Linked DNA regions of Homo sapiens: region 2 is linked to region 1. Evidence: chromatin loops called from intact Hi-C (ENCODE). Cell type or tissue: gastrocnemius medialis. All regions are shown on one strand.

What was found. Peaks named below come from ENCODE experiments on the same cell type or tissue, not always from the same donor. Only the 100,000 strongest peaks of a DNase experiment are listed, where the experiment ranks them.
Region 2: a loop joins it to region 1, with 5 times the contacts of the local background. A loop is called at or near these places in 19 of 110 quality-filtered maps.

What each region holds. Positions count from the first base shown.
Region 1 is chr9:99,444,101-99,446,600 of GRCh38, forward strand. All of the region lies in intron 2 of LOC107987011 (a long non-coding RNA gene), which reads right to left. Among named protein-coding and RNA genes, the nearest start is that of NAMA, 70 kb to the left of the region's middle. In gastrocnemius medialis, no CTCF peak of the experiment used is centred here; DNase peaks (open chromatin) are centred at 1,401 and 1,661; H3K27ac peaks cover 1,419 bases.
Region 2 is chr9:99,367,052-99,369,551 of GRCh38, forward strand. It overlaps NAMA (non-protein coding RNA, associated with MAP kinase pathway and growth arrest), which reads right to left. Exons shown (of 6, transcript NR_102271.1): 4 at 610-757. All of the region lies in intron 2 of LOC124902232 (a long non-coding RNA gene), which reads left to right. Among named protein-coding and RNA genes, the nearest start is that of NAMA, 7.0 kb to the right of the region's middle. RefSeq lists enhancers at 1,502-1,551, 2,038-2,500. In gastrocnemius medialis, no CTCF peak of the experiment used is centred here; DNase peaks (open chromatin) are centred at 599, 1,480, 2,080 and 2,390; H3K4me3 peaks cover 918 bases; H3K27ac peaks cover 2,500 bases.

The sequences.
Region 1 (2,500 bases):
ATAATATCTAGAGAAATAAGTAAATAAATTTGAAGGAGATGATTTATTATTGAAACACTGGGCTCATTTTTGCCCTAATATAGCAGTGTATCTTGATTAAAGAAAAATCCAAATTATGGGAATTTCATTTTCCAAACAAGTCACAATTAACACTGGAAAATCAAAAGCTGGCTCCAGTCTGCAGCGATAATTTTCTTTAGTCCATATATATATATATTTTTTGGATACCAATTGAATCTTTCCCACCCCATGCTCCCACAAAAAAAAAAAATCAGACATACAAATCACAGAAATTGTTGGCCTTTTTGAAGTATGCTACAGCCTCATTTCTTTCCATTCTTACTGCCAGCACCTATTACAAACCATTATCCTCTCTTCTCTGAATTGTCTCAAAAACCTCCTAGCTGATCTCCATGCACCTGTTCTTATGCTCCTCTCACGTCAACACTGCAAGTAAAGTGATTTTTTAAAAAACACGATCTGATCTTGTTTCACGCTTGCTTAAACCCTCTCTGTGGCCTCTCATGCTCTTAGATTAACCCAATTCTTTAACATGGGCCAGAGGCTTCGCAGGATTTGGCCCTGCCTGACTCTGCTTCCAGTCACTCTTGTCCTTGCTCACACTAACACTTTCCCATTTCAGAACCTTTGCACATTCTAATTCCTCTGCCTGGAAAATTCTACCTTTACCCTCACCTAGCTAACTCCTGCTCCCCATCAGGTCTCAGCTTTCATGTCACTTCCTTGGAGAAGACCCCATGCTCTTCCAGGCCCTGCAACACACTTGTAATTGCTTTGTCAACATCCATCATCCCACCAGACTATACGTTGCTTGAGGCCAGACTTGATATCTATCTGGTCTGCAGCCCTATGTTCAATGCCTAGCCCAGTGCCTGATGCACACTGTGTTTTACCAGCTCAAAGATGCATATTTTTTCCTATTTTTACAAATTTGAAATCAGGATCCATCTTTCAATCATTCATATGTCATAGTTTATTTGGCAGCATTTTTCTTTCCTAGTGTGGGTGAAATAATTGTGTATCTTACAATCAGAAGTATCTTACATTTAAAGAAATGGTGGCTGCCAAATGAATGACTACCTGTAATGAAAATGCCAGTAGTTCCTTTTTTTGTGTGTGTGTGCCTGAACACAGAAATTCTACTACTTATGAATGGCTGGGTTCTGAAAGGCAGTTTGCAAGCAGCGAAGCTAGAGAGCCAGCTGCTGGTTTCCTCCATTGGTAGTGGGTGGCATCGATTTGTCTTTACTCTAGTACTAGCTAGACATTATGCATGTTGGACGTTCACAGGGAGAGGAATGTTGTATCTGGGACAACTCATGCAAGCTCCTGCCTGCTGCTCTGGTGTCTGCTGATTCAACTTCTGTCAACACAATTCCATGTCCCAACCACTGCTGTCAGCACCTCCCCTGCCAAAGCTGATGTCACATCAGCTGCCCCAGCTCAGATCAGCTCCCCCATCACTGTCCTCCTTACACGCCAAATAGCTGTTTCTCCTGGCCAGCTGAACAGAGCAGTCCTTTGGTGTTCAGAAGACATCTTTCTCTATCATATATTCAGATGCCTATGTTGGGAATGCAGCCAAAGCCCTGAGAGAGAAGCAAGGTGCTACAGAGTGCTTGATCACTCATCACATTCCCGCCTTGACCATTGGTCCAGAGCCCTGAGGCTACCGGAATGGGTGAATCACTTCTTCTTGGAATCCCAGCATAACTCTGGGGCAATTCTAACAGAGAAGCAGCTATATATAGGGCCCAATACCTTCCAGTTTTGTCTTTTACATAAAACATTAGCTTGTTTTTCCCCCTTCTTAGGAATCAGCTTTTCCTCTGATGGAGGTTGTTTCACTCTGACCTTATCCTGAGAAAACTCCCTCCTTATCTGTGGGCATGTCTTGACTCTAGCAGAAGTAGACATAAGTAGAGCGGGTTTGTTCATTGACTGTGGCCTTTGATAAGTTGCATCCATGATAGACGAGGCTGCTATTTCTGGGTGTCCGCCCCCATCATTACCCATGCCCGGGGCTTTACAAAATAGCTGGGTTGAATCACACTGACAGAATCTTTTAGTCACTTTCAATTCTGCCAAGGAAATATAGGCATGAGCTTTCAGATTCTAAATTAACTTTGATTCCTACCAGATCCCAGTCCCTTTTAGGTCACAAAGCATCTGAAAACTCAGTTGAACACTTTCATTTAAAAAAAGGAAAGAGAACAGATAAGGGATAAATAATTGAAGCCAATAAAGGATTAAGATCTATGTCAAATAAAGATTTTATCCAAAATGTAAGAAAAACGGAGATCCCAATAAACTATTGAGATCTGTCCAAACTTTCCAACCCTGAATGGAAGCCAAGACAGAAATATCCAGTTAAAGGGGTCACTGAAATGTGGTTGGCTGAGGACTTTCCCCTCAAGAGCAGCTCATCCTGGCATTAGGAAGCTGGGCTGAACAAGGAGCCACATGTGGATTTGAATCC
Region 2 (2,500 bases), 77 kb before region 1:
ATTTTAAAGGCTTGAATATGGGGACTCAGGGGGCATTTGGTTCCCACATGTTTAATGACACTTTCAGAAACTAGGCTACAGAGGGAAGTACATCCTACGATGGGCTCTGTATTCTGTTTCCAGCACAGTCTGATGTGGATTCAAATCTCAGCTCTCCTCTCTCAAAAATGCAGTAAGCTATAATCCAAATTGACTGTTGGGAGGAAAAACATGGGATTTGACAACATGGGGTTTCTCTGGGACCCTTTAGTGCCCACAAGGCCTTTTCTGGTGTCCTTTTTAGATTCTGACATGTCTGTATTTCAGATGACTCATCAACTGAAGAAGTAGACCAAGGAAGTGCAGATGGGGTTCTGAGGTGGGAAAGGTCTCTTCTCATTGGGGTGGGAGGGTGAGGAGAGGAGCAGAACGAGGGAAAGAAAATAACAGAAACAGTGTTAATGAAGATTGCTGATTTTTTAGAGAGCCGAAAAAGTAACAATGGGGGAGGTCTGAGATTTGGGGCCAGCATGCAGTTGGTAGCCAGACACATAGATTTAAGTCCCAGCACAGCCACTTACCAGCTAAGTGAGGCCAGTCCCGGATCTCTGTGGGCCTCAATCTCCTCACCTGAAACCTGGTGCAGGCAGGACCACCCCTTCGCTCCGTTGTCAAGGTCCAGATGTCCCTGGTGTCCAACAGGGCTTGACTACAGCAGGCACTTAATATGTGCTAACTCCGTGCATCCCCCCTCCTTTTTCCTAAGTGGATTATGAATCTAGGAAATATGAAACCTCCTTTCACCCAAACAAAAACTCTGTCATCTTAGACAAATCTGATAAAATTAATATTTAAGTTGAAAAAGTGTTCTGCATGAATGATGACCCCATTGACTTATTTTCCTCTGACCTTGCTCACCACCCCTTCCCCAACACACACACACACACACACACACACACACACACACACACACACACACACACACTCTCCTCTCCCACCAATAAAACTAGACTGGCATGAGGAGAAAAGGCCAGGCTGTCATGATCCCAGCATCCTGCCCACATAAACTTGGAGGCAGAACAGGCCCATATGGAGCCTCTGGGGACTGGGGTCTCTGCTGGTCCCCACAGTAGGTGCCAAGAACAGTTCACAGCCCAGCACGTGGCCGCACTGCCCACTCTGCTCCGTGAGGACAGGGCCTCGCTGTCCCCTGAAGGACTCTGGCAAAATAGCCTGCCAAAGACCTCAATCTGATTAAAGAAAGGAAGGACATTGGAGAAAGGAAGAAATAAACGAAAGAAAAATGATGGAGAGAAGGGGAGAGAGAGAAGGAGAGAGGCCCGGTACAAGTGTGAAATCAGAAGAACAGACTGAGGATGGTGAGATGCATGTGAACAGTGTGACGTGGGCAACCCCCACAAATAGACCTTCTGTTAAAAATAGCCTTTGTCTAAATGTGGAAAGGGTGTAAATATAGTAGCGGTTTCGGCTTACTACGGAGCCGCCCCTGCTCCAAGTAACAGAGGCTTATTATAGGAAGCGTGCGTCAGCAGCGGGAGGGGAGGAGAGGGATAGAGAAGCCCCGGGCCGTGGGTACAGTACCCCCCAGCAGGAGGGGGGTCAGCCAGCCAGCGTAGCCCTATTGGGGGCAAGCGGCCCGGATGGCTCTGAAACGCTCTCACAGAGTTCCTCTGGGCAGAAAACTCTAGCCGAGCTGTGGGAGGAAAGGAGGAAGGAAGGGATCGCTGTGCTGAAAAGGATCTAGCCTTGTCTCGGCGATGCCGCTCACTTTCATCTGGGATTTCAGCAGGCATTGCGTCCTGTGTGCAGCAGGCTGCTCGCTCCTGGACACCGCAGGAAGTTTTCAAAGGAACCCCCTGGAACGACCAGCCTGCAGGCAAGCCGGTTTCCTCAGCCCTGAGCACAGAGGACAAACGTCTAGAAAATCAGTGGAAAGTGCCGGAAAGGAGTTTGATTCAAGTTTTTTGTTTTTGTTTTTGTTTTTAAGACCGGGTTTTCATGTCTGTGTCTCTGGTATCACGTGCTAAGTAGGTGCCTGGGGCACAGTGGCGGGACTCCTGAGCTGGACAGCTGGGAGTTGCTGCAGGCGCTGCCTTCCAGTATGATGCATGACCAAGGCAACAAAACTGTTTTGGGAAGCTCACTGCTCTGCTTTCTGCAGCTACAGAGATGGCCAAGGGTTGAGTGCCCATGTGGGTGTTAAGACCTACTCCTGCCTGTGTGTCTCCCCTCCAAGCCTTTGGGGGCCCTCATTATCCCCTAGTCTGTCACCCTTTAACCCAGTGCCCTCTCCTCCCAGCCCAGGACATGTGCATGCATGCATCACTATCCACACATACGCCCAACACACATACATGCACTCATGCACACCCACATTCAATTCGGGCCCTGCGGCCCTTTCCAGCAGTAGCCCTCACACTAGCGGCCCTGGCGTCCCACCCTGGCCCTGCGCTCTCATGGAGTCCCTTCATCTGCTCTGCCCCTGCCCTCTGGCTCATCA